Regions from separate parts of the Homo sapiens genome. Here regions 1, 3, 4, 5 and 6 are each linked to region 2. A link is a loop called in an ENCODE intact Hi-C map of the cell type or tissue named here. Cell type or tissue: A673. All regions are shown on one strand. Region 1 has its middle 290 kb from the start of MIR6130. Region 2 overlaps NCAM2 (neural cell adhesion molecule 2). Region 3 has its middle 48 kb from the start of LINC00317. Region 4 overlaps NCAM2 (neural cell adhesion molecule 2). Region 5 has its middle 170 kb from the start of LINC01425. Region 6 overlaps NCAM2 (neural cell adhesion molecule 2).

Evidence for each region. Peaks named below come from ENCODE experiments on the same cell type or tissue, not always from the same donor. Only the 100,000 strongest peaks of a DNase experiment are listed, where the experiment ranks them.
Region 1: a loop joins it to region 2, with 16 times the contacts of the local background. A loop is called at or near these places in 12 of 110 quality-filtered maps.
Region 3: a loop joins it to region 2, with 8 times the contacts of the local background. A loop is called at or near these places in 7 of 110 quality-filtered maps.
Region 4: a loop joins it to region 2, with 3.0 times the contacts of the local background. A loop is called at or near these places in 5 of 110 quality-filtered maps.
Region 5: it touches region 2 in a loop (6-fold over the local background); 8 of 110 quality-filtered maps call a loop at or near these places.
Region 6: a loop joins it to region 2, with 3 times the contacts of the local background. A loop is called at or near these places in 6 of 110 quality-filtered maps.

What each region holds. Positions count from the first base shown.
Region 1 is chr21:22,789,056-22,794,055 of GRCh38, forward strand. No RefSeq gene overlaps it. Among named protein-coding and RNA genes, the nearest start is that of MIR6130, 290 kb to the right of the region's middle. In A673, a CTCF peak has its summit at 3,099 (motif pointing left); DNase peaks (open chromatin) are centred at 2,546 and 3,106; H3K27ac peaks cover 832 bases.
Region 2 is chr21:21,229,966-21,234,965 of GRCh38, forward strand. All of the region lies in intron 1 of NCAM2 (neural cell adhesion molecule 2), which reads left to right. Among named protein-coding and RNA genes, the nearest start is that of NCAM2, 230 kb to the left of the region's middle. In A673, a CTCF peak has its summit at 2,519 (motif pointing right); a DNase peak (open chromatin) is centred at 2,556; H3K27ac peaks cover 1,443 bases.
Region 3 is chr21:21,686,671-21,691,670 of GRCh38, forward strand. No RefSeq gene overlaps it. Among named protein-coding and RNA genes, the nearest start is that of LINC00317, 48 kb to the right of the region's middle. In A673, a CTCF peak has its summit at 2,420 (motif pointing left); a DNase peak (open chromatin) is centred at 2,411.
Region 4 is chr21:21,161,280-21,166,279 of GRCh38, forward strand. The region is part of intron 1 of NCAM2 (neural cell adhesion molecule 2); the gene reads left to right. Among named protein-coding and RNA genes, the nearest start is that of NCAM2, 170 kb to the left of the region's middle. In A673, a CTCF peak has its summit at 2,825 (motif pointing right); a DNase peak (open chromatin) is centred at 2,832; H3K27ac peaks cover 1,373 bases.
Region 5 is chr21:21,919,205-21,924,204 of GRCh38, forward strand. No RefSeq gene overlaps it. Among named protein-coding and RNA genes, the nearest start is that of LINC01425, 170 kb to the left of the region's middle. In A673, a CTCF peak has its summit at 2,644 (motif pointing left); no DNase peak of the experiment used is centred here.
Region 6 is chr21:21,372,003-21,377,002 of GRCh38, forward strand. NCAM2 (neural cell adhesion molecule 2) reads left to right here. Exons shown (of 18, transcript NM_004540.5): 9 at 1,861-2,011. Among named protein-coding and RNA genes, the nearest start is that of LINC00317, 360 kb to the right of the region's middle. In A673, CTCF peaks have their summits at 2,188 (motif pointing left) and 2,389; no DNase peak of the experiment used is centred here.

The DNA.
Region 1 (5,000 bases), 1.6 Mb after region 2:
AAAACACAGGAGAAATGAAGAGATATGCTATGTTTAGGAATCAGAAGACTCATTGTTGGTAAGGTGTTGGTTTTTCTCTAATTAATATCTAAGCGTAATGTATACATATATATTTTTTCATTATCTGCCTCTGTATCTTATTAAATATGATTTGTATTATGAAGAAATAAGTGAATATACATATATAATATATAGATTAACTAATATACAATTTTATATAATAAGTAAAATTCATTCTAATATAAGTATTAATGGAAATTATTATTTTCTTTGTTCCTTCCTGCTTTTCTCTCCTCCTGTATCTGCAAAAGTTCAAGATTTTTGTGCACCTCCTCTGAGCTATAGCTTTCTGTTCGTGACTTCTAGGGAGGCTATAGAAAATTGAAAATAATTAGAAAAACTTACATTGCAAATACAATAAATAAATCAATCATAATTAGAATTTTGCTTTATAGTCAAGAGGAGCTCAATAAGAACTCCTTAGTGATATGATTAAGAGGAAGACAGTTATAATGGAAAACAATGTGGAGATTCCTTATAGAACTAAACGTGGAACTACCATTCAATCCAGCAATCCCACTACTCGGTACTAACCAAAGAAAAAGAAGTCATTATATGAAAAAGACACATGTACACACATGCTTATAACAGCACAATCGCACTTGCAAAAATATGGAAACAACCTAAATGCCCATCAACCAATGAGTGGATAAAGAGAATGTGGTATATATACACCGTAGAATAGTACTCAGTCATAAAACAGAATCAAATAATGGCCTTTGCAGCAAGTTGGTTGGAGTTAGAGGCCGTTATTCTAAATGAAGTAACTCAGGAATGGAAAACAAAATATTTTATGTTCTCCCTTATAAGTGGGAGCTAAGCTATGAGTATGCAAAGGGATAAGAATGATATACTAGGCTTTGGGGACTTGTGGGGAAGGGTGGAAACGGGATGAGGAATTAGACTACATATGGGGTACAATGCAAACTGCTCTGGTGACAGGTCACCAAAATCTCAGAGAACACTACTAAAGAACTTATCCATGTAACCAAAATACCCCAAAAACGATTGAAATAGAAGAAAAACAAAAAATAAAATACGAAATGATAGTTATAACCCAGTAATAAACATCTAAGTAACAATTTCTATACTTAATAGTTTAATGGAATTTGATTAATTTGATGTATTTTAGATTTCTGATTTGCTCTATGATATATTGACTAAAATCTAATATTTTATGAATAATTAAAAATGAAAATCAGCATTGACCTTACTGAAAATATAAAGAAATGCATTTTTCTTTATATATAATTACATTAATATGTATATACATTTGATTTTTTGTAGAACTTTCAGCACTCCTATTTTCATTCAAGTATGATTATTGTTAAATACTTTATTATATTAAAAAATCTGGAGGAGAATTTCTTTACACACGCCCCAGGGTAGCCCATTTTTACTCACTAGCCCATGGAGTCCAGATTAGTTATCACAGTTATTATATAAATTATACCTCATAAGTTTACATAATTTAATTCACTTGAAAAGGCTTTGTGAAGTGTTCTACTACTAGTATTTGTTATTTTCATTGTTTATATGTTTAAATTTGTTATATTAAGAAATGAAAAGAAACACATGAAACCTATATTTTTCATTTCACATAATAATGAATAATATGTATTTGTCAATATTTTCATTAAAGTACAGTTTGTATATATTATTAATTTCTTGTAAAAGTTTATGCATTTAACATAAATTAAATATAGAATTTGAATATGGATCTATTCTCTACTCCAGTGCTGCAGAAATATAGATTATTTTGCCTTAGTACATGGATTATGATATATATACAAATATAATTGTAGAAATATATGCAGAATAAGGCACATAGCTTATCAGTTTTTTCTTACATACATGACCTGGATTCCAATATTATTTTTTACCTACCATTTTACTAAAGAATGTAACATTTGTTTTTTGCCATGTGAATTAATGTTCTGTAAATGTCCACCTGAATATAGAAACATATATTTATTTAGTTTCCTATTATATGAGTTGTCATTAATGATTTCTAAAATTGGATACTATTGTGTAGACAGTATCAAATTCTTGACTATTATGAATAATATTGTAATAAACATCTTTGTAGCTTAATTGTTGCACATTTTCATAAATACATTTTCAAACACATTTCTAGAACTATGGTCTCCATGTCAATGATTATCTGTTTTACAAAGTATTTTAAAATAGCCTTTATGCCAACTTTGATCCCTAGCGATAGCATATGAGAAGGTCCAATTCTCTATTTATTTGTAGCAATTAGTAATCATCTTATTTGATGGATACATCTATTATGTTGCTGCAAAATTAATTGTACTTTGGGCCATTAGTTTATATGGTGGAAACCGCAATTACTTTTACACCAACCTATACCAATTACAAGTGGTAACATTTTCAAGCAGCTGCCTATATAAAATTTATGCTAATATTACCACAAGCATTGAAAACATTGAAAACCACATGCAGTTAATCTGCTCTTACAGGGTTACAATGGACTATTTGGGGGGGGCGGGGAACAGAGGAAAAAAGGAATTAATTACTCAGTGGCATAACCTTTGAAAGAACACATTATTTTTAATTGACCTCTTGGCTTTCCTGAGAGTTCTGAAGTATTGAATGAGAATAGCTTCTCATTAATAATAGTATTTACAACAAAACAATTATATCCATAATTTTTTGTGTGTGGATGGAGAGATTTTTCCTATAAAATAAAAGTTATGTATTCAAAATATAGACTGTAACAAATAATATTTTAATATATGATGATAAAAAATACTTAAATTTCTCTTTATAAATTAAGAAACACTATTGATATGTATTCTGGACAACAGAACCCTCAACAATAGAAATTATTGTAGCTTCTTATATTTATAAAATGGAAAATTGGAAAAATCCGAAATCAAAAAAATGAAATAACAATACAAACATAAAACAGTACTAAACTTGTCTTTGCAAATAAAGTACTATCATTCTTTACCACTAAATATTTAAAAGAATAAATGGAAACGGTGACTATTTTTATTAAATAAGAAAGGGTATACTGCCACCTAGTGGTTCATGGTGTGGCTCAAGGGCAATATTTTCTCCTCCAAGTATTCTTAGATCCTGCTGATCAAGGGAGGCTGATGGCTGAATATTTTACAGTTAAACCAGTTAAATAATTATCAAAATTATTTCATTTTCATGAAATTACTCTTAACCACGTTATACTTTATTACCTTCACCTTAAAAGATTAAAACCCTTAATAACAAAGCATAGATGGCTGTTCAGAAAATAAAATTTCAACATAATAACTTCCATAAAAGCAGTGAAGATGAAAATGAATATTTTCTTGTGAAGAATATGGTGACTAATTTAAAGATCTTTCAATTTATGAATACTTCATTTAGACTACCTACTATTTGAGTAAAGTAATAAATTTAATATGTTTTCCATGATGTAACCCACATGATGGAAACTCAAAATTAACTACATTAATCATAATGGATAATCAAATTGAATATTAAAAATGCAATTAATCTTTTAAAAGAAAGTATTTTTTGAGATCATTAAGCTGAAGAGGAGAACAAAAAGAAACAAATAGAAAAATATTTTCAAGGAATCTCTTTATATCTATGTTATGTTATCTGATAAATTATTGATCTTTTTCACTTCTCTTCTATGGGTGGTTCTGTGTGTGTGTATGTGTGTGTGTGTGTTTGTGTGTGCATGTTCATTGTGTTTGTATTATATAATAATGGACATAATTTTGTGATTGTAGAATATCTTCAAGATGTTTGAGCCATACATGTAGAGTGACTATCCTTTCTAGTATCAAATGAATGACCTAATCATTTAAATAAATAATTAGTTTAAATAATTAGATTATATTTTATCAATTAGGAATGATCTGCATTCAGTTTATAATCATTAAACATGAATCCTTTAATAGTGGACACGAGATGATGAGGTTTTTTGATTAAAACAATTATACAAAAACTACATTATCAAAAATCAATATTCTGCTACAAAATAGCTGCAATACAAAATTCATTGTGGAGCGCGGTGGTGCCATCATGGCTCACTGCAGCCTAGACATTCTGGGCTCAAGTAATCCTCCTGCCTTAGCCTCCCAAAGCACCAGGATTACAGGCATGAGTCACTGCACCCAGCATAATCATTCTCTATAGCAAGTACAGAACTTTTTGACTTGCAATGGGGGTTATTTTCCAATAAACCCATCATAAGTTGAAAATATTGTTTAGTCAAAAATGCATACAATACACCTAACCTACTGAAAATAGCTCAGCCTCGCCTACCTTAAACATGCTCACAACACTTATATTAGTGTATTATTGGCCAAAATCATCTGGCAACATAGTAGACAGTACACTGGAGAGTATCAGTTTACCCTTATGATGGCATAACTGATGAGGAGCTGTATCTGCCCAGCATCCTGAGACTGTATCACATAGCACTAGCTTTGGAAAAAATCAAAATTCAAAATTCAAAGTATGGCTTTTCACTTTCACACCATCGTAAAGTAGAAAATTATAAGTGAAACCATTGTAAGTCAGGAACTGTCTGTACAGCTTTTTATCAGTGCCAGAATGATAGCATAAGAAAAGGAGACATCAAAGACACATTGATTCATTTATATATCAATTCACCAAACACATAGAGAGCATATTCTAAGGGTAATCCAGTGTGCTAGGAGGTGGGGGTGCTACAATGAAAAGTTGGATCAAACTGGCACAGTCTTTGTTCTCCTGAAATTAATTTTATTTGGAACACAGAGTCACACATAAGAAGAGGAGAAAATAAAAATGGAAAGCCTTGGATTTGGGGAAAGAGACAATCATGAAATATCCAGAGAACAAGCATCTAGACAAAGGGAAAGCAGGCAAGCATCAGAGAAAAAAGGTTTTCCAGGCTTCAGGTACTGTAAAGAGAGAAGGGT
Region 2 (5,000 bases):
GCACAAGAACTGTTCTAACAGATTTATATTTATTTGAGAGAAACACACAAGTAAGAGGTAGTTATTATTATTCTCATTTTAACAATGAGTAATCTTAGGCATATAAATTTTATGGACTTTGTCTAAATTCTCATATTCATGACATGCCTGATTTGGATGATTACTCTCTGTCAGTAGTCCTGAAATGCCATTTGTTTGCAAAAAGAAAAAAAATACAGAAAATATTTAATTTTTATTTATTTTTAATTACTCTATAATGTATTAAAAATGGAAAGAAGCAATCATTTTTCTATATTCATCTCATCCATATTCTTCTTTTAAGTTTTTTAAAAATCATTGTCTCACTTTTTTTTGAGATTATGATGATAAAAGGTGATTTCGGATTTGTTTGATTTTAATGTCCTGTATAAAAAGATAAAAATTGGCCACGCTGTCTATTCCCAAAATATTTATTTTGTTTCCATTATGTGATTTTACTGGACCATGTATTCCAAGCCTGAGGCCCAAAGATACTAAAGCACTCTTTTTCGATCACCATATGCTTTCATCCTATAAGTAGAAATATTATTCTGTGATGTTTCTTCTTTCCTCTCTATCCTCTCTCTTTCCCACTCTCATCTCATCACGATGAAAAATATCAAGTCTGTCTCATTCATATTTGTAAATTGTTTTGCTGTCAGTAGGGTGCTTAGCCATAATCTGTTTTTAAGCATTGTGTCAAAATTGAATCATGTTGCCCTCCAAAATGTTCTCAGGTGATGTTAGGACCAGAAAATGGGAAAACCACACTTTCATGAGTATTCCGTTTAAGGGCTTATAATTTAATCACAAAAATATTGCATAAAATATACTTAGGTCTTGGTTCATTAACAACACTTCTGGTAATACCTATGGAGTTCAGAACCATGGACAGAGTATGCTCTCCTACCTTCTCCCTGTAGTTGTAGGTGACTGGAATATTTTATTATAGAAAGAGATAATGAGAGATATGTAGACACAATTTGGGAAATTATAACGTATTTCCGAGGACATTACTCCAGTGTGTGCTGGATGTGAAATTTTGAAAATTTAAAAATTTGCAAAATTAACAAGCAATTTCTGGCAAGATGAGTGATTGAGAATTAATTATTGCTAAAACCCTAGAAGTGATATATTGATTTTCAGTAAGAAAATTTGAAAGTACAATGCCAAAAGTACCTAGTTGCCTAACTCTTGAAGCTATAGAGCTGATTTAGTAGATGAGGGAGCAGTAAATTTAGCAGAATTTTTCATAAAAGAGAGATGTGCTTGGAACATCCAAAATATTACCTAATAAATTGAACTTCTCTGGGATTTATATGGCAGTTATCCCTTTTATAATTTAATGAGCAAAGTTCTGACAAAAACTTACAGGAATATATGTATCATTATCATGTACTTCCTGGGAAAACAGTATAAGACTTTCACTTTTGGAAAAAGAAACAGAATATAAAATTAAATATAACTGCCAAAAGACTTGGCTTATTATAAGTATAATTTTATACTATAGAATTAATGCATATTATTATGGACAATTGCTAATGACTCTATGTATTAAACTATGTTTCAAGGACAGTTTTAGTAGTTTAATAATTGTTAGAAATTTTTAAGGGGCAAAATATAGGAGAGTTTATTTAATATATCTTGGTTCTAAAACCTTGTAAAAATTTCCATCGGAGTAAATATTATACAGAATAATTTGATTTGAGGGGAACTCATAATGAGATATTATTTATGGATATTATGTAGGTCATACTGTTTCCAACCAAACACATGTTACCTTAATGTGTCATTTTCTCATCTATTGAGGTCTAAGATTTCCAAACAACTGATGAATATCTCTTTAAATGTAAAACCATATTTGTGTATATAATTACCTCTTTACATAATTATTTTACATTCATTTTGTATGTTTTCTGCCTACATAAACAGCATATGCTCAATACAATGGCTTTTCTTGATATTTTACCATTATAAAAACCAGCTTTCTTAATTGTAATACATTTTCCTCAGTCGTGTCAGTTTTTTAGCTCCTAACTCAGAACCACCCCTTCACATTCCACCTCACTCTTAAAGATAATTTTAAATCCTTTCTCCCCAGTTATCTTGCAGGAAGGGTGAACTCTGATGATACTTGACTCATAGAGAGGATCAGAAGGAGCTTTCTGATGGTTGAGGGCTGTAGATTCCTGTCACCCAAGTAATGCTAGAGTTACTTAAATTTTTACCAGTTATGCATGTTTGCATTTTTCTTATACTCAAATTATATGAAGAAAATGTACATAATTTTTGAACAACACATAAATGGATACACATTCATATATAAATTACCAATAAAAAACAGATTACTGACTTGTGAAAAGCAAATATATTAACTTGTTACATTAATATTAACAATCCTATTTATAAAAACATTGAATTAAATATTTTTTAGGTTTTAGAGGAATCAGTTAATAATCATTTTTGAGTTTCAGTTGTACAGCTGTGTTTGAATATTGCTTGAGTTGCCACTTGATGGCAGTCATGTCTTTGGCATCAGAAGGGCAGTTTGCTTCTCTTCTGGTAAATAGGATTTAGAGTATTTAAAAATACAGCCAATGATCTTAGGAAAATTTAACTTGTTATGGGAAAAATAACATCCATTAATAGGACTAATTTTTGCTAGATATGTAAACGTATATTTCATGCATGATTTTTATGTGTAGACATTATTAAGAAAAAGTTTTCAAAATATTTTAGCTTTTAAAATTATTTTCTGGTGGAATCCCAACATTGCTTTAGTTTTATATGCCATCCTTTCTATCAGTGTCATAAACTGTAGGAGCAACTCACCCTTGTGCTGTATTTGACCCAGACTTAAAAAAATTCCAGTCTTTTGACATATTTAATTACAAAATGGTTTCCAAATGTTGGTTCTTGAAGACCTGAAAACTTCCATAGTCTTAAAATTCTGGGAATTTTGCAGAAAATTTCTATATTTCTACTTTTCCTTTAAGATAGAAGAACTTAGTTGCTTTTCCTGAAATGTTAACTAATTTTCTGATTTTGCACTTTCTATTTTTTAAAAAAATTCTGTTATGTTTGAGAGGTAGTTTTGGGTTTTTTTCTGTGACTTCCTTCTGTATTAAGTTTTTATTTTCTACTTGGCAGGAGAAAGAAGATTGATACAAAATTGGCAAGTTCTTCTTTCTTTGTTTTGTTTTGCTTTTAGTTCTACCTCCCTCTCCAAGACACATTCTTCACAATCAGGATGAAATTTGACTTTTTTGCCTTGGAAACATCCTACTGCTAGCAGCATTAAAAAGATGTTCAACCATTCTTCTGTTTCCCATAAAGCTCCAACTTTTACATTTTTCTCAGTTTATGTCATTTAAACTGGAGTTCCCTTACTGATGACCTCTCATAGAATATGATTTCATTTTTTTATTTTAATAGTCAAAAATATATGTTTCTTAACTCCTTAGAAGCAATAGAGTATTTTTAATTTGACATGCCATTTTCTCTTCATATAGACATTTTAATCAAATTAATTATTGAAATGATCAGCTAATAAGATACTACAAAATTTATATTGTTTAGATAAAAATGATCATATTAAATATTTATTGCTGTCTGGAAAATGGTACTGAATGCACTTAAATTTCAAAACTTGTTTTAAGGTATATTGTGAGTACAAACGATGTTTTGGCATCACCCACTATAGATACAAATAACATGTAAAACACAATAAGTTGTATGTCAGCAATGTCTAAAAATGCTGAAATTCAATAACGTGTTTCCCCACGAAAGTAGTAATTTGGGTCATAATATAGTTTCTCTTTGCTATCTAAGAATATCAATAAAAATTACCATTTTTGTTTGGTCTTAGAATAGAAGTAATAGAGTGAAATCTGGTGATAATATTATATACCATTATCAATAGAAATACCTAACTTTTGAAAGAAGTTATAATTTTTATGTCATGTGTGATGGAGAGTCCGTTTATCAGTAGGTATATACAGTACTCTATTTAAGAGCGTATAAAAGTTCATAATTTTTACATTTACAAGTGCTCAATTGTCATATACTCCAGTGACAAAGAGTGTATTTAAAATACTCACAGAGATTTTACTAGTATTAGTGTAAGGAAAATTTATTAATATTGGATTGCCACTTAGGTGAAATGTGTGAGGGATATTTCTGCACTATTTTATCTGTCCATTCATTAACAATCTACAATGCACTAGAGCAGCACCTTGCCCTGGAAGTACTCTAGTTAATGCAGGAGTAAAATAGGAACCCTTCACTCATGAACTTTAAGTCTATAAAAAAAAAAGTAGTAAATAAATGGATACATATGTACAATGCTAGGAAATATACAAGACACTATGTGAGCACATAATAGATGCATCTTGCTTAGTTTAAAGACAGGATCAGTAAGACTCCTTGTAAGAATATATATTAAATATACACTTACATTTTAATTAAATGGAAATATGCATAGGAAAGAATTTAAATTAACTTAGAATGTGTATAAACTCTTTTCTTAAGAGAGTGTTGAAGTATCGATTTATTTCCAAATAAACATTTTCTGTGTTAAAGTGCTCAGAGAATAAAAAATGCTGATTTTCAATTTTATAATAACTTTATTTAGTGAGGACTTTTCTCATTTGCACATTATCCGTGGTGTGAATCATACATGCGATTGTTTTCCCGGCATTAATGACCTCTTAACCCAAGCTTTTCCTCTGAGTTAATGAGTGTCTGGAGCAGAGGGAGCTTTTAAGCAGAGTAGAGGACTCTTGATCCATATGATCATTACCTTACGAGAAATGCCTGACCAACAGGTCATTATTGCTGTTACCGTGCTGAGAATTTAAATGAATGATGAATAAATTGTTCAGTAGATTCTTTTTCAATTCAAGTAGATATTTAGTAATAAGCAAATTGCAGCTAAGGGTATTTTAATTCCATCTTGTACATTTATAGTGCCTACTTTTATA
Region 3 (5,000 bases), 460 kb after region 2:
TCTCTTTTCATGATGAAGTATCTAACAAAGCTCTGTCCAAAATTTTGAATTTCTCGTTAAATGCATCATGATTATAGAACAGAGGTTACAATCAATTATTCAGTCACACAATCACTCTCATCAGTCATTAAGGTGCATACCTGGTGTTCCAGTTATTCAGTGTGGTATAACAAACTACCTGGAACTTAATGGCTTGAAATAGTCACCATTACATTATGATTGTCCATTCTCTGCATCAATAATTAGGATTTGGCAAAGAGGGAATGGTTTGTTTACAGACAGACTCCAATGTCTGGGAATAACTTGAAAATATAAAGATTTCTTTTTAAAAATGTTATCTTTAAATTTATTTTTATTCCATATATTTAAGGTGTACACAATGATGTTTTGATATACACATGAATTTGGATCTATGTTTTAAGATCACCGTCTGTATCTGGTGAGGGGTAGGAGAGAATAGAAGAATGCTGCTAGAGATGGCTCCTTAAACAGACCAGAGAAAAGAGTCTGAAGTAGTAACTTAGCTAGCATGTTTAATCTACATAGAGTATAACTAGAAAATAGTCATATTCTAGGTTGAGATACAAGAAATGGGATGTGTAAGAGAAAGATAATGAAGATGCAGATAAATTCTCCATTTTCAGTGTTATTTGGTTCTACATAGCATATTGGTAAAAGACTACAACTACTTATTTTTCTCTTTATGATAGCATCATTGTAACACATTTTTTAACCCAAATGCATACATGATTGTAGCAGTTTGCTTAATAACTCCTTTTTATTCTGAGGCTTCCCAGGCAAATGCTAAGTGAACATAAAATGAATGTATGTTATCTACACATTTAATATAAAAAATAAAATAAATGAATGAGTGGATAAATGTAGAGTTTTTAAAACATAAATGATTTAATGCATTCAATAAAACATTTTTATTATAAATAGTTCAGGGATAATTTTTAATTCCTTATTTCCCTAAAAATAATTCAAGATCATTATTATAAAAATATTCAACAAACCACTAATCATAGAATTAATATGAATGTAGTAATCCCTTCTGTACCTTGGAGTCAAAATCTACCACATAATTATTAGGCAATTAATATTTTGGAAAAAAAGTTTAAATATGCTAATTAAAGTGTTTGTTTTTAATTGTAAAGGGTCATTACCAAGTAATGTGCTGGTAAGTGTCACTTACAAATGGTTAGGAAATGAAAGTTATGAACAATAAAATTAGTTCAAGTTCATTTTTTGTCTAGGAATATTAAATGCTTTATCATTACACTTAGTTGTAACTTCACTTCATCTGACTCCATATTAATGATGGCAGGGATTTCAGAAAAAAATAAGTATGATATTCCTCATGGATTGCTCATCAGAGATATTGATTATGCTCAATTATTTCCTATAAAGGCAGGATTAAAGTTTATGAGCACAAATGAGAGAGCTTGGTTTACTATACTGAACCTTTACTTGAGAATATGTATATCATATATATATGTAAATTTTTGTTGCTGTTCAGTGTTATTTTGGTCAATTTAAATAGTCAAATATGGTTATTTTCTGCTAAAATATCAAAATATCTTAATCCTCTGTATTATTATGATCGTTCATTCATTCAAAATTTCTTGAGCACCTTTTAGGTACTTGAAATAAACCACTAAACACAACAAAAGTTTCTTTCCTTCTCTTGTAGAACAACAAACACAAAATAAGTAAATTATATGATGTGTTTATATGTGATAAATATTATGAAAAATAGAAACATTAGATGAAATAGAGGTTTGGGGAGTCAAGGATGTGTATCATGGTTTATAATTATAAAGATATTGATCAGAATCAATACAGGCCTCATTGGGAAGATGTCATTTGAGCAACAAATAAAAGGAGGAAAAACACTGATTTGTGAGGATATTTGCAAGTTCATAAAGCAGAAGTGTGCCTTCCCTGTTTGCGAAACCTCTGAGATGTTGGTAAGCCTGAAATGAGATATTCAAGGAAAAGGTACTGAGGGAAAGAGGATGGTAGAGTGTGCAGATATATGTAGGAAACTGTGGGCTACTGTGAGGAATTTGCTTATACTCTGACTGAAATATGGAGCCAGTATTAGGTTTTGACATGATCTGACAGAGTCACTCTAACTACCGGGTTAAGTGTAGGTTTGTAAGAGTGGACTTAGGGAAATTAATTAGGAGGCCATTGCAGAAATACAAACGAGATGACAGCGTCGAGGACCAACATGTTAGTAATGGAGGTGGTGAGCAGTGGCCATTTTCTGCATATTTGCAATGTAAATGCCGCAGAATTTCCTGGTGGATTGGAAAAGAAAAGAGATATGTGAAAAAGGAAAAAGAAGAGTCAAGAAAGAGGCTTGTTTGGGCCAAACGAATTGGAAGGGCCGCGTCGCCATCAGCTGGATGCATAGAAGACTGCAGCGGAGCAGGTGTGGCAGGGAGTGGTAGGGAGGAGCAAAGCTTCTGTTTTAATTAAGTATGAAAACTTACCACATATGTGGAAGTTTCTGTTCATTCAAAAAATGTTTTGTTTGTTTTGGTAAGGCTAACACTGATTTTTTTTTAAAGCATTTGGTTTAATAGTCATAGAATTGAGTCCATTTCTATCAGAGCATTGTATTGTGGAAAGAATTTGCCACGTGACTTGTTTTGGTTCATGGAAGAAGAGATGAAGTAACCCACGCCTTGAAAAGTGCTCACCCAGTGAGACTTGCCCCACTCTTCTCTCTGAGATGCTTTTTTGTCATTGTATGAACAGGTCGGGGATAATATTTTAAAAGATGAGAGACCACTCAGAGAAAGTGCCTGAGTGTCTTAGTTCCAGCTGGACCCTGGAGGGAAAACATCCAAGACCACCCAACCCCGATCAAACAAACAAACCACCTAGCCAAGTAACAGTCAAAGAAAATCTTGTTGTTTTGTTACGTGCTACTAATTTTTTGAGGGAAATTGCGGGGCACATTGTGACGTAGCAAAGGTTAATTGATATAAATACCAACCAGGTTATTTATCTAGTTAACGTCATTGATATTATAATCTAGATGATTACAAAATCTCCAATTCATTGAAAAAAGATGTAACTTTTGAGACCAGTAAGACCTGACTTTGAATCTGGAGCTTGATACTTTGCAGTTGCCTGACTCTCATCTCTTAATTTTGCCGCACTTGATTTGGGCCCTAAGAAAAAAATGGGAACACAACCTTGTACAGCTTTTGTAGATGAAATAAACTTTATAAATAAAATATATTCAGCATATACTACATGCTCAACAAACTATTATTATTTTATTAATTACATGTCATTATTTAGACATCATGTAATGTACTTATTCTGTTTTTTACATTTATATTATTATTCTTATTTTTAATATTTTGCTGTCAAAGCTTTAGAGCTTAGTACTGAGATTCTCAACTGTCATTAATTACATTTTTGAGCATTTTAATAACATTTTATGGAATTCCAATCAGCGTTGCAATTCCTAGAAAAAAAATGATTATCTTGCTTCCTTCCTTGTATATGTACCCATAGTTGATCTTTCTTTCCTGGCAGAACTGTGGGGAAATTGAGTGGCCTTTGAAGGCATTCATGACAGCATCTGTAAAAGATTTACAGCACTTAATCTGTCAGAGATTTGTCCTTAGAATTAAAGAGCAGTAGGATATCTTTAGACCACAGGTCGCATGCTTAGTTACATTCAAAATATCTTGTAAAATTAGTTTCAATGTCATCATACTAATGCCTATGTCAGCTTTTTAAAAACAGTGGCAATGATATACAGCCACCTAAACTTTGACTGGAGACTATAAAATAGATGGAGTGGTCAAATTTAGTCCTAAGTAACCTTTTATTCAATGACAGTAATTACTTATTTGAACCTTTAATTCATTTAAATTTGCTTGAACTTTCAAGTGACTACCCACGTATTTTCCATTTTGACAGATAAAATTCAATGACTAATATGTAGAACAACCTACCTAATGCTTTGGTGTGATTGACAGTTAAAAATCATAAAGCACCTTTTCCTCTGACAGATTTGAAAAGCTAAATCTTTAATAAGATCAATTTACATTTATTACTTTTTTCACTATTTTTACAGAAACATTCTCCAAAATAACAATTAATGCTCCATGAATGAGATTCAAGAGATTTGGGAAAACATGAAAATGTCTTGTATATATACACTTTGCTTGTGAGAATTCCAAAGTTTTCATCATTTTTAAAGTTTTTGTGTGTGTGACCCTGGTGAAATTACAGTCACTGCTTTAATGACATTGTAAACATCTGTTAATCAAATAACAAGTGATCTTACCAAAAATATATTACAAATGTATCGCTCCAGTGAAAGAATCATATAGAAATATTCTTCTTAATTTTTCCTCCCAAATGTTTTTCTCTAACTCACTTGCATCGGTTATAATGTATGGACATATTCATTGACATAAAATGGATGTATTTATTGAATAAAATCCTTTGAAATGGTTTGCTTTAAGCGGGCTGCTAAAAAAAATCATGTTTTAGTTTTACATTTGTATTTTTGTCATTTCTCGTAGAGCAGATGACAAATCAGCCATCTATTGGCTCACTATCCCGAATTTTGGAATAGTGACTTTGTCCTTGAACACATTCTCTGAGATTGTGGTAGTGCAGCCACATTTTCGCCCAGAACTAATACTCAGAAAGTCGATGGAATTGCACTGTTTTTGAGAGCTTTCAGTCAGGTTGCTATGGGAGTGATTATAAGGAGTAAAGCTTCCTATGGTTTCACTGAACTATTTGAACAGACTCCCTCCCAACTTACTTGCCATCTCTCTGTTACTGTATTTATCTTAAAGTCTAGCTCTATACTAACCTGAAAAATCTTGCTTTAGCTATAGAACCACAACATTCTTTCTAAGTTTATCAATTTAGACTCCTTTAACTTGGAACCAGTGGTCATCCAGATACAGAATAGATGACTTATGGCAGATTTGTTTAAAAAAAAATTAAAG
Region 4 (5,000 bases), 69 kb before region 2:
GGACTAAGTTAGAAATACAATGTCTGTAAGGCATTTGGTGCATTTTATTTATTTATTTATTTTATTTATTTATTATTTCATGTATTTGTTCAATAAACACGAACTGTTTACTATATGCCAGATTTCAGATTAAGCAATTGTGTGGTAGGGTTGTTTTTTAATATATTCACACCTAGATTGCCAAAACGATTATTTCAGATGATAGCCCACTGAAGCTGGACTTAACAACAATCTCATAATTGAGAATTGTTGAGAAATGTGAGGGATTGCAGTGCTCTCATTTGTGTGTGTGTGTGTGTGTATGTGAGAGAGAGAGAGAGAGAGAGCAAGATAACATGTATAGGATATATATGTGTGTATTTAAAAATATTTATGCAATATCCTGTGTCTGTCCTATTAGTGACATATACATGTGATATATCCATATATGTATATATATCTATTAGTGTTACTGGAAGGACCAATATATATGCAAACTCCATAGAGTAATTAGAAGAGCTAGGGAGCTGAAGGTGCACTTAGTACGTAATTGATAATTAACGCAGTCGGGCCAGGGGAAGGCTAAATGAGCAGAGATGTTGCAGTAGTCATGTCTATGAGGACAAGAAGTAGGTTATTGGGTACAGTTTAGGTAATTTTGGAATAATTTCTTTCAACGATATAATGGATTGTAAAATAGTTAAAAATATTTCATTTCATATTTGTTTCTTATTCACTCTCTGCATTATAGCTTTCAGAAATGAGGATTTTTGACAAAAGGGATTCTATACTAGGATCTTATTGTGTGTGTCACTGAACCATTTGATAATGTATTTAGAGATACTTATTACTTTGTTGATATTCCCATATTTAATTCACCTCATAGTACTTAAAGAAAACTTTATTTTGCCACATCCAGTTACAGAAACAAATTCAGGGAAGGATTTACTTCACACAGATATTTATCTGTAACACACTTGAAGTGTAATTATATTTTCACAAAATAAGTTCTAAGATATGATTTCAAAACCACTTTATAGAATGAATGACAACTCTACCGGCAAGTTAAGAAAAATATTTTTCCTATTAAATACAAAAATAAAATGGGTCATGAGTTTGAAAAATATACATAAAACATAAAGATGAATGTTTGCTGATTCACCAGGTTGTAAATTTTCATGAGCAGTTGTGCTTAAAACTTTGTTTAAATACCAGTTTAGCAAATTACTAGCATAAAATATATATCACAATTTACATATGACTGTGGGCTGTTAAGAGAATGGAGTATATTTGGATCAGCAGAAATTCTGTATGAAAAAGAAAGGTCCTCTCAAGTTCGTACAATTTGTCTCCACACATTTAGTGAAAAAGTCCAAAGTGTGCATTACTATATTCCAGTCTTATGTTTGACATATGTACTTAAATGATTGCAGCCATGGAAAAGAAAAAGAAGTTCTTGGTGATGATTGGCATGTATCATGGTTCAGACAAAGACCTGTAAAAAAAACCTGTCAGATTACCCAAAACCTTAGGAAACAAGTCATCGTTATTTCTAAAAGTTGCCAACATCAGCACTGATCCGAAATATATCCGTTATTGGTGAAGAAACCGGATTGATGTTTTATCTGTCAAAAGATATCATGAACAGTAGTTTAAGTTTGCCACTTAGAAGAAATTTGGCAGTTCCTGTGAGGAGATAAAACTGCTTTTATGAATAAATAAAAAAAGGGAAGTCCCAATTGCTTACTCAGTCCTTGTGCTTAAAATAATGAAGAGTCCAATTAGCATATTCTTTCATCCCCTTTTCTAAATACTAATGTTGAAGCAAAAAGAGATGTTCATATAATCATGTATTTCTGTCCTTGGTGTACAGCATTGAATTAATGATGTCAGGAATACAGACTAAGGAAATACATTCAGCAATTCCACTGAAGAAGCTTACAGTGCAGTAAAAATAAAGATAAATGCATTACATTCAGTGTTGACAGCCAAAATAGAGGTCGGTGATTACCTGTAGGAGAGAGCAGGTTGAGGTACTTCAAAGGCAGTTTACTGAAAGAAGGGAGGCTCTAGAGGGATGTAGGAAGGTAGAAGAGAGATGAAAAGCTCCAGTATTATCCAGAGTACAGCTAGTTTGTCTGGCCTTCTTCTCTGCTTTGCTAAATATGTTTTAATTAATCAGCACTCTTCCCTCTTGAAAACATTTTCGTTTGCTTTATTTTTTTTTGCTGAGGTTATTATTTATTGTTAGATTCAAAACATTGAATTGCCACAGTTTGTCTTTGCTATGCCTGTGTTGCTTGATATAACGTACATGAATTAAGCATTAATGAATTAGATCTTTTAAGAGTAGTTTTCTGTACAGTTACCAACATGACATGATAATAATAGTTTCTTGTTTGTACTTTTGTTTCTATTTGTTTGCTGAGTGTCAGGAACCGTTCTCAGAATTTACATGTGTTATCTATGTAATCATTACTAAAATGTTAAAAGAGAAATCACCATCATCACTGCTATTTTTCAGATAAACAAATTGAAGTGAGAAAAACTTAAGTAAATACAAAAGTTTCACATTTAGTAAGGTGGGACTGAAATACAATGCTATTTTTTTACTCCCAGAGTCTTGTGTTCTAGCTAATAATTAGTACAGTGGGACCAGTTTGGGTTCTGATGGCCCCAGTTTTCTCCTGGCCCAGTCTGTCTGGATTAGACCAATGCAATGGATGAGAATTAATAACGATTCCTGGAATCACTGCAAGTGTACTTGGAAGTCTCAACCAACATCCCAGGACCTAGAAAAAAAATCTATTTATATTTAGCAAGACTGGACAGCTGCCACCAGGTGGCACTAAATTCAATTAAAACTAGATGGCTGCAGTAGCATCCCTGATCATCCTTGGCTGGGCAAACTCAGCCTTATTTTTGCAGTACTGTAACTTACAGAATTGAAATATTTGCACTCCAATTGTCTTGCTATGATGGAATTTTCTGTATTTTTATTTGACATTGAAAAATATCTTGAAAATAGAGTATTACAATTTCATGGATGATTACAAATACTTTTTTGGAAAAACTATAGAAGTTTGACCTTTTGAAACAAAATGTTAGATTTGCAAAGAAGTTGAAAAGCCACTAATTTTAAATGTAAGGAATGACTGAATTACCTTTGCAAGATATTTGCAAAGAAGAATTGATATTGCCTGACCTTTCTAGTGAGTAACATAACCCCGAGAGACTAACTGGACTACCTTTGGTCAGATGACAGAAGTTAGCAGTTATCAAATGAGTCAAAATCTGTGTTTTCACAACTTTTTTGTTTCTCTACAAGGTTCTAATTTTAGAAACATCATAAAACCAAACGAGGCAATTACAAATTAACTTTTCTTCAGATTTTTTAAACCTATTATGAATTTTAGTTAAGTTTAAGTTAATTTATTGCAACTTCCATGCTTGTTATTTATTTTTTAATTGATTTTCTTATTGAAGAAATGTTAATTGAGTGATTACTCTATGCCTGGTGTTAGGGGTCAAATAGTGAATCAAACAGATAAAAACTTTACCAATGTAGGGTTTACTCTCATGTGAAGAAAAGACAGTTCACAGATAAATAAATAGAGTGACTATCAATTGTGTTAGTTTTATACATGCAACATGTAAGGGCTTAAGGTAACTATAACTACAAAAATTGATTGAATTTGTATCATATACCAGGCACTATCTTAAATGCACTGTTGTATTTAATTCTCATAACAGCCTTGTTTGAGTTTTGTTTTACTCCAAAACAATCCTTGGTTTTGGCAATTCACTAGAAAAACTCAGAGGACTCAGAAAGCCTGTGGTATTTATGGATACTGTTCATTCAGGGAAAAGATACAGATCAAAAGGGCAAAGGGAAATGGCAGATGGGGCAAATAGAAGCCAGACATACATTTCTTAGTGTCTCTTTCCAGTGTAATGACACTAGGACACACTTAATTTTCCCCTAAATGATGAATGACAGCACATGCAAAGTGCTGTCCACTAGAGTAGTTCCTCTGAGCTTGGGTGTCCAGAAGTTTTATCAGAGTCCCTTACCTAAGCATTTAGCACCCTCTAGACTGATTGAGCTACTCACTCCAGCCTCCTTCCAGAGCAAAAACAGATGTTCACATTAAATCACATGGTTTATCCAACTGCTACTCTGACCAAAGGCCTCAGGCATGCAAGTACTGGTGGCCAACATAAATACAGTGTGGCCCAGGGCCTCAAGCATACATAACCACGCATACTCTTACCAGGGAGAATATTCTAAGGAATAGGTTGTCTCTGAAAAGTCAACCAATTCTTTCTTTGGAATGTGCAGAGTTGGGGTAACCGAGGCCTGCTCATTTTTTACCTATTCCACCCATCTGGCCCTTGGCATACACTCTCTTACAATAAAACTATCATATTTTCCTGAGCATTTATATTTATTATAACATTTATATTTTAATCACATTTATATTTAATCACAGAACAAATCAGTAAAAATTACAGGTGTATTTTCCCTGCCTTCCCAAATGAATTGGCCCTTGTACATATTCAGGATATTGTTATAAGTCATTACAATTCATTATCTCTGGGTTATAAGTCATTTGGGGTCAAAGCAGTCTTTGTGCCTTGGTCACAGGCTTGTGCTAAGATTGCTATAATTTAATTTGACTATGCTATGAGAGCTCCCCATAACCTTTCCTGTTTAATGATGGGGCCATTCTCTAAGGGAATTGGGACCCCCGCTGTGATGCCTATTGCTTTATTCCCTGAGAAACCTATTGTATTTTTCAGGTCTGCTTAATAGCTTTTCAGGCACCAAAACAAGGCAATACATATTTGTACAAAGAACACATTGGCATTTAGGGCATACAGCTTCCTGTTTAGTACATTATAACCTGGAGCGCCTTTAAGCATTTAGTCATCAAGACTTATATTATTTATTTATTTAATTTTTTGAGACGGAGTCTCGCTCTGTCGCCCAGGCTGGAGTGCAGTGGCGCCATCTCAGC
Region 5 (5,000 bases), 690 kb after region 2:
TCACCTGTCATTATCCCTAGGTGATGAGATGGCTCACTAGAATTATCTCCAAAAAGCAAAATTAAAAATGAAACAGGGTACCAGGATGAGTAAAACACAGCTTATCTTGGGTTTCTAGTATCATCTAAGGGAGTTACTGAAACACACTACTAATGCCTCATGATACTAGATAAAATTTATTGGGGATAAATCAAGAAGGGATGTAGCACAGTGCATGCTTTTCCTTATTATTCTACAGCCTTATGTTGGACATAGTTGTTCTTTATGCAGTTTCACTGAGATCACAACAGATATAGTTTGGCTCTGTATCCCCACCCAAATCTCATCTCGAATTATAATCCCCGTGTGTGGAGGAAGGGAGGTGGTTGAATCATGGTGTTGGTTTTCCTCATGCTGTTCTCATGATAGTGAGTGAGCTCTCATGAGATCTGATGGTTTTATAAGTGTGTGGAAATTCCTCCTTCACTCTCCTCTCTTGCATGCTGCCATGTAAGATGTGCCTGCTTCCCCTTCTGCCATGATTGTAAGTTTCCTGAGTCTTCCCCAGCTGTGAGTCAATTAAACCTCTTTTCTTTATAAATTATTCAGTCTCGGGTATGTCTTTATAGCAGTGTGGAAATGTACTAATTCACCAGCTAAAAAGAGTATGTTTGGACTAGTAGGAGTGAGAATACCTCAACAAAGAGAGCAGGCTCTGTTCCCATCCTATGTTGCTATCTCTAGCATAAGCCGAGAGGTCCTAGGTAACACCTATTTTTTTCCAAGAAACCAGAAAATATATCAAGGAATTCCTAGGCTCAGGAACATATCTAGGAAATATGCATAGTGAGTATCATGTCTATTCACAGAGGGCCTAGAGAGCAGCTTTGCGTGGCAGGAACACACAGATCAGCCAGAGGTGTCGTCTCTCTGCAGAACACTTACTCTAGTGGAGCCATGTCTCTGCTCAGCTTCCGACCTGGCTAGGAAATCATATTCCAGGGTTATTACAATTGCTTTCTCATCATATAACTATATTTCTCCCACATTTTTACTATAGCCAGGAAAAAAAAGTCAAGGTTTAAAAAAATGACATATTCTGTTTGAGTTTCGATTTATTTTTAGTAGGCTAAAAAGAACTTCCATATTGTACTTGACCTCAGTTGGCGTGTTTATGTAAAAAACAGGGCTCTTTCCACCTTTTATTTATTTATTTACACACTTATTTATTTATCAGTTCAAAGTCTTTTGCTATGTGTGAGTTTACTTTGAATGATGTTGGGGACAAATATAAATAAAGTTGTAGACATTGAGAATTTTAGAATAATGTGGGACTCAGTCCATAAGAAGGTAAGAACCACAAACTATATAGGGAAATATAGACATAAATTAGACAATTTCAACACTTTATTACAGTAGAAATACCTAGAGAATGAAGTTGAAAACCATGAAAGAGAAGGAAGGACCTGCTTGAGGGAGGAAAGGGTGTCAATAAATTCTTAAAAAGAAAATGCAACACTTGAAAAAAAGATAAAAGAAGCAAGCACTTTACAGATGGATGTGTTTGGAGGTGAAATTTTAGGCTGAGGAACAGAATTAATAAAGACTTGACATTAAGAGAAAACATATCACTGGAGAGTTTAACATACTTCATAGAATGCCTGGAACACAGAGTGTGCAGAGAAGAGAGGGTTAGTGATGAGTTTAATGGATATGCATGACCTCCATCTTGCCTCACTAATAAATTTATCTTTGAATTTTATGTCATGGTCAGTTGCTGGTATATTTGATGCAAAGAGAAACCAAAATAGAATTGTATTTAGAAAGAACACATGGGCAAAATATGGAGGATAGATTAAAAGAAAGTGAAATTAGCATTTGAGAGGCCAACTGGGAGATGACTCTAGGAAACCAAATAGGTGACTCTTCCTTTGAATAGCTTTCCATTTTTATCACAAATTCACAATTTGTTACCCATTTGTAATTTTACATCAAGTCACAATTAAATTCAACTATAATAAACAGAACTCAAGGGCCAGTGTTTGGCAGTGAGATTAAGAACTAAAAAAAAACTGAAACAGAGCAACAAGCATATAAATATATAAATAAATGGAAAGGTCAGAGTTAAAAAGAGAATATGCAAAGTGGCTTGGAGTTTTAAAAATTCAAAGGGAAATTCAGTCAATGAAAATAAATTAAAGCCAAAAAGGATTATGAGCAAACTCTCTGAAGTTAAAGAACCCGCCCTACACACTCACCATATTTGTAACATTCTTATCCTTTTATTACAGCAAACATTCAAATGAAACCATTAAAATCACTGCCACAGTTTGATTGCAAGACCTTATCAAATAATGGATTTGACATTATTTATCTTCAAAGACTCAACATTCCGTCTAAAGCCCTGAGGCCTTGAATCTCCACTGAAGCTATAGATCATCTTCACAGATATGACTTTGATCTGATGACCATCTTTGTGAGGAAATTTTCCTTTAACTAGTGTGTGTCCTAATTAAAACAGAGGTATCTGCTGCGATTAAAAAAAAAAATCAAGGCATTTCTTACTAAGATTTCATCTGAAATACCTTCATGGTCAGTGGAACCTCAGAGATCCAGGTGCATTATACCTGCACGCTAATGTTTTGGCTCCCCCTGGAGGATATTAGTATGTCACAGAATTTACTAAGTGACAGAGTCAAAGCTAGTTTCCCACAAGCAATATAAAGTTGAAAAGATGAAAGATGAAAGGAAACAATAACAAAAAATAGGGGGTTCTGATTATATGATAGAATAACTGGTACTGAATTTGCCATCCCACAATAAACAACTTTAAAGCTAGACGGGGTATTTGAGACTAATGTTATTAGTCAAAAGAAAAGAGGCAACAAAAGACTGATCACTGAGGGAAGGGAAAATCGGAAGGCAAACCTCAAAATCACCCTGGCTCCTGGTGAAAGTATCCTTAAAAGTGGCAGAGCAAGCTGCATTCTTAGCAGGGCATGGTGTTACTACTGGACCCAAGAGCAAAAATCAGAGTTCAGATCAGCAATCTTGGATCTACAGGGCAAGACACTGGAAAGGAGGTAGTGTCAAACGGTTGGTAAGGAGGAGGCAGAAATCTTTATGAGGGCTTCCTGTGATGAACGGCTTGACAGAATGTGCGGAGCAAGAGCGCATGAAGCTTACAGTGGAGCAGTTTCAGCCAAATGTAGAACAAAGCAACAGAAATAAGAGAGGTCAGACAGTGCTACAGGGACATCAGAGGTCTAGCTCAGGTAAAAGGGAAAGAGATCGTTAATCATCTCTCAATCTCAGGTCATCAAGTCAGAGACCATGGAAATGCTAAGAGTTTAGAGTAGAAACAATGCCCAAATCATACGTATTAAAATGAGAGACACCATTAGGTTAGAAGTAAAATAATAAGCATAAAAATCCTAGTGACTATCTTATTACGATACAAGTAGACTTTATAAAAAAAGAATGAGTCAAGAAATAAAGACATTTCATCATAATAATAAAGGAACAATTCATTAGAAAGACATTATTTTCTAAATATGTATACACCTAAAAACAGAACTTGAAAAATGCATGAAACAAAACTAACAGACAAATTCTAAAATTTGAGGACTTAACATTTCTTCTGTCAGTAATTAATAGAATAAGTAGAAAAAATACAGCATGCATATAGGAGATCATAACAACACTATCAACCTACTTGACCTAATGAAGATTTACAGAAAGGTATGTCCAACAATTACAACTCTACAGGCTTTAGAAATACACACAGAAAAAAACATATTTCGGTCCATAAAACAACGTTCAATGCATTTCAAATTATAAAAAAATACAGTGTTTAGCCTGACTCAAACTGTATTAAATTCAAAATCAATAAAACAAGAAACAGAAAATTCCCCAATATTTGAGAATTCTATGACACATTTCTAAGCAGCCCATAGGTAAAAGCAAACATCCCCAAATTATTTTTAAAATATTATAAAAAAAGGAAAACTCAAAATATTTAAATATATAAGATACTGCCTAAATAGTTCTTAGAAGCAAGATTGTAGATTTAAATGCCTATAATTTAAGAGGAATAAATTTTGAAAACAATTGTAGGAGCTCCTACCCAATAAGCTCAATAAGAACAAATTAAATTAAAAATAATGGGCAGTAAATAATAAAAATAAAAACAGAAGTCAATGAAATAAAAGACAAGAGTAACAAAAACAAAAATAAAGCAAAGTAACGTAGTTCTGTTGAAGGTTTAATAAAGATGATAAACATATAGTGAGATTAATAAAGAAATATTTTAAAGAGAAAATTACCAAAATAAGAAATAAAAACCAGGATATCAAAAATTGATCATTCAGATATTAAAAGGTTAAAAGAAAACTTTATAATAACTTTGAGTACTTGGATGAAATTGACATATTTCTTGAAAAACTCGACTCTACAAAATTAAAGAACAAACATAGAATCTAAAATGACATATATCTGTTAAGAATATTGAGTTAATGATCAAAACCATCTCAAATATATACAAATACGTATATATTCCAAACAGAGAGGGTTTCAAAAAGTACTTCTTTATAACATTTAGCACTTGGAGTGCAGTGTAGAAAACTTACCTCCCTTCAGTTTCCTGTACTTTTACTACTTTTAAATAACATTGTCTTGAGTATAGGATAGTATTATAATTTCTCTTTTAATAATAAAATGTTATAAAACTCATGGGGAGAATGATATACTGAGTTCAATAGTGTCTCTCAGAAACCAAAAACCACAGAATGTGGTCATATTTGGAAATTTAGTCTTTGCTGATATAACTAATTTTAAGTAATAATGAGGTCATGTTGGGTTAGAATGGGCTCTAATGTGATAATTGATTATTTTCAAAAGAATTGAAAACAGAAACACAGAGACACAGACACAGGGAGAGTGCCATGTGGCTATGGAGATGGAGACTGGAGTGATACACCTACATGCCAAGGAATCCCAAGGTTTGCCAGCAACCACCAGAA
Region 6 (5,000 bases), 140 kb after region 2:
TAGAAAGTTTTGGAATACTGGCCACCTCAAATGTGCTGTGAACTCTAATTGGATTCTAAATTTGACAATAAACGTCTAGTCAGGTGAGGCCACAAAAAATAACCTATAAATAATGACACATTATATAATTTCAATTGTTTGACAATTAAAATTGTCAACAAAAACTTTTAGTTGCAAATAAACTCAAGAAGTGGTTATCACATGGATATTTGATTAAGGGATTTTTGAAAGGACAATAAACTCTAAAAATAACCATATTATAAAAATATTGAAATACCATTTAAATAAGCAATTCTTAAACTGACCTTCTAGAAGGGCAAAGAACATAACATCAAATCAAATTTCAGAGAGTGCGTTTTTGTAAAGGATGGAATAATAATGTACAGTCAGACACTTTGTTTTCTAATCATCTTACTTAATTCAGTGATAGAACCTGGAAATACTAGATAGACAGCAAAAATGCTCATTAACCTGTCTCAATCAAATATCAGATGTCTTAAATGAATCTTTAGTAGGTGTTGAATCAGAGCCAAGATATAAATGAATTTTCTTTCAGATATTTGTAATGCGTTTCTGTAGCACAAAGAGACATGTCCTTTAGAATGTCAGAAACGAAAATAGAAAATGACCTTGGACTTTTAGTGCAAGTATTTGACTCAAATGCATATTGTGCATCATTACAGAGCCAGTGATGAACCTGAGAATGGCTTCTAACTTTCCTAGGAATCACACACTTGGGCACAGTGTCTGTTTTTCCAGAATTTATGTTAATAATTTCAGGTATATTGATAATAACTTTTAAATGCAAACATTTTTACTAATAACATCTATATACACCAATAGTTTTTCACAAGTCAAAGCCATGTCATGTATAACAGGTAATTACAAGAGAACATGTTTATTTTCAAGCGAAGATCATGTAACTTTAAAATTTACTTTTCAATACTGTGAAATAATTACGTTTCCTTTATAAAAATGAATAATTTGCTTTGCATTATTAATAATGTATTTTGTTGTTATATTCCAATAAAGTTAATTAAGTACAAGTGCTTAACTCATAGTAAATAATAGCTGAAGGAGTACATTTTCTTTACTCAACTGCATGTAAATTTCACTATAACATAATTTGCTTTCTAAAAATATTAGAATATACTGTTTCTGTCCTAGAAATTTAAGTGACTTTTACGTGAAGTACCATAAATATTTTCTTACATTTGTTCAACTATACTATCACACTATGGGATGAAATCTGAAGTTCCAGCAAGACTTTAGTAAAAGCAACTTATTCCAAGAAAATTATGTAGTTCAAATAAGTCATAATTATTTAGGCAATCAGGAACTATTTTTAATACAATATGAAATTTTGCCAGTAACTTAAAGGATAGAAAGTAGGATGTTGCCATGTAAATATAGAGAGAAAAAAAGGGGAAAAGTGTAAAACACGTCTGTGAAGAGTGTTTATTCAAAGCACAGGATATTGTGGAGAGTACAAGTAATTCAAAATAATTGGAATTGACGGTATCCAAATTGTAAAGTGTGCTTGGACAGAAAGGTGATACCACATGAGAGATCTTTAAACATCAGGCTGAGTGATTGGGTTTTGTTTGGAGTCATTGAAATGCTTTTTATCATTATACAGCCAGGGTACAGGAAACCTTCATGAAGCTATGAGAATGTAAAAAGTGTGCTTTTTAAAAAAAACTTATTCTTAGCTATACAAGAAATACTTTCTACATCAGGAACAGTTTCTTTTTTCTTTTTGCCAGAGAAACATGGGAAGTAACATAATGTTATATGTTTGGTCACCATTTTGCACACACAAGCATAAAATCTTTCTTTTTCCTGAATCGATGTAAACAGAGCCTGGACGGCCGTATCGAAGTCAAAGGGCAGCATGGAAGCTCATCACTGCATATTAAAGATGTGAAGTTGTCAGATTCAGGGAGATATGACTGTGAAGCTGCAAGCAGAATTGGAGGGCATCAAAAGAGCATGTACCTTGATATTGAATGTAAGTTACTTTCCTTTGTATTTTCATTAAAATAACTTTGCATGCTTTGAAACATATGATTTTTCAATAAAGACCAAAATATATATGTAGTTCACATTTCAGTACTTAATGCATAGCTTTAGAGGAAATATAGGAATCATTCAGTCAGTTATTGGAGACATCTAGTGGAAATTACAGGATATTTCACAGTGCTGTATATTTCATCATTTTGATATTGCTTTTCCTGAAAATGGTCTTTCTTTTTTTGCAACATTGAACTCAAAACACAGTATCAACTGAAAAATATTAATTATCAGTAATTGGTCGATATCACTTTAGATTTTTTATTTCTTTATAATATTTATGATTATGTCTCAAATATGTAGTGTTTACATTTCTTATTCAAATTGTTTTGTTAGGCTATTTTACATTTTCATAAACTATAAAGAGTATTTTAAATGCAGTGAAATGTACTAATATGCTGTCTTATCAAAATAGTGTTTATTTTCTGTCTGGAAGAAAGGAGCATGACAAGGATAGTTTTTAAAATAAATTTAAAAATGTACATAACCACGTGAGTTTTGGGAAATGGGAGGGCTAATGTAAGTCAAGCTTTCACAAAACCCCTCTGGTCACTGCATGGAATTTAAAAATAATTTGGTATACATGCTATTTAAAAAGGAAGAAACTTAACATCATTCTCAATAAATATTTATGAAGCATCAATATTGGAGAGTCTCTGATGCTTGAAAGGACATAGCTGTTCTTAGTGGAATGTATGAGATATTCTTATTGACAAAATATTTCTATTGGAGCATGTCTAGTACATTAATATTGATAGAATGCAATGGTAACTGTGAAACAAGATGCATTCTCTTATCGAGAATGCCTTCAAAAAGAAAATATTTTCTCAAGAATAGACATAAGTTATCCATATTATTTTACATTTTATAGACTGTGCTTGTCAAGAAATTCATGGAAAGACCAATCAGAAACTTCTAAAAGAAAAAAGGACTGTTGTGGGGTTGGGGGAGAGGGGAGGGATAGCATTAGGAGATATACCTAATGCTAAATGAGGAGTTACTGGGTGCAGCACACCAGCATGGCACATGTATACATATGTAACTAACCTGCACATTGTGCACATGTACCCTAAAACTTAAAGTATAATAATAATAAAAAGGAAAGAAATTCCCATAATAGGATAAAAAGAAAACAAAAACAAAAACAAAAAAAAAAACACCCACTGATATATTTGTTAAACTATACAATTCCTGGATCTGTAACAACCTTTTTAAAACTATTCATACAGTTGTTGGAATTTACTAAACTTCGTAACTAAAAGAAAAAAAAAGAAAAAAGGATTATGAAAGGCAGTCAACAATAAAAGGCAACTTGATTCTGACACAAATTACTGACTTCATTTGCTGATATTAGGCAGCTTCTAAGAAAGCCACTTTATTTCCATCACACTTTCTAAAAAAATAAAAATGGAAAGCATTGATAATATTGAGAACACACAAAGGAGGAAGTGATGCCAATAACTTACTTAACCTTTTTCCCTTAATAATTTTTTCTACTTTTTTCCATTATTACAGTATATTTCTTTTTCAGACCAACAACATCATTAGCAAATTATAAATACTTTACACTTTTACAGTACATTTGTTATATTTTTAATTAAAATTTGTTTATTTAAACCAAAATTTACTTTATGATTTTTTTTAATTTTTCTAAATGTGAATCTAAATGAAGAAAAAAAAAACTTAAGCATGCCAAGATATGATTTATATGAGACCTCCTGGCCTCTTCCACTGTCCTACAAAAGTGCTAGGCTGCTAGGCAACATATTATCTTAATGAAACTATATTTAGGACTTTTATTCTTTGCATTTCATTAATATTTTAAAACATTTGCTGTATCATAGGATTAGTACTAAATGTCTGTTGCAGGTCCTCAGAAAAGTGGAGTTTATGAGAAATGAACACTATGGATATTTCCAAAGCACAGTAAGGCAGAGTGGCTCGTACAAGATATGCTAGTATTAGAATAATAGGACTAGCTAATATGTTAATTAATAGTGTGTTATGTGTCCCTGAGTCCTCAATTTCCTTAGTTATAAGATAAGAGGGTTTAAAGAAGAGACTGTTGGGACCTATTTATACTCAAGCATTTAAAGATACTTTTATTCAAGCGTATCCACATTCTCCAGAGATGCCCTGGGATTTCTGAATTATTGTCCATGCATGACAGCATAGGTATTTGTGTGAAACAAATGAAAACCGAAATTAAGATTATAATTCATATATGTTTATGTTGTAAAACCTCACTGAAAATAGTTTTAAAAACCATACTAGGTCCACCTTAAGCTTCAGGTTTTGTGCTGAGTGATAATGGACACAAAGATGAATAAAACATAGCTCCTCCTTTATTAGAAGTCTACCATCAACAGGAGTTTAAATTAAACCGCAGCATGTATTCAGATTTCAAAGTGAGAATGAATAAAATATCAAATTAATGTAAAATGCTAATACATAATTACATGAGATTTTTAGTTATTGGTTTTAGCTGGGTAGAAAATAATGGGATAAACAAACAACTGTATATTGCAATTTGAATTATTTGCTCTTGTAATCTATTAATACCATGAATTAATAACTTTAATACGAAAAAAGTACATTGGGTACTTTATTTTTCAAGGACTGATTTCTAACAAAGTACAAGTTGCTTTTGATCACATTGCATTCCTTCTTTATAAGTTTAAATATTGGTTTATGTTTCTGCTTAATTATTCCAAGGTAAATGTGCAGACTTAAGCTCACCAGAAAATTATGTAGTTTAGTTTATCTTATTTAAACAGGGATGAAAGGTCTTGTTTTCTAAAAGGATGTTTTGAGAATTATTTGAGTATCCCCTGAGATTATTATTGCCGCCATCTTGATTAGAGGGTAGCTAGATTAATATACATTGAAAAAAATTTTCTTACTATTAAACTTTCATGTAAATATAA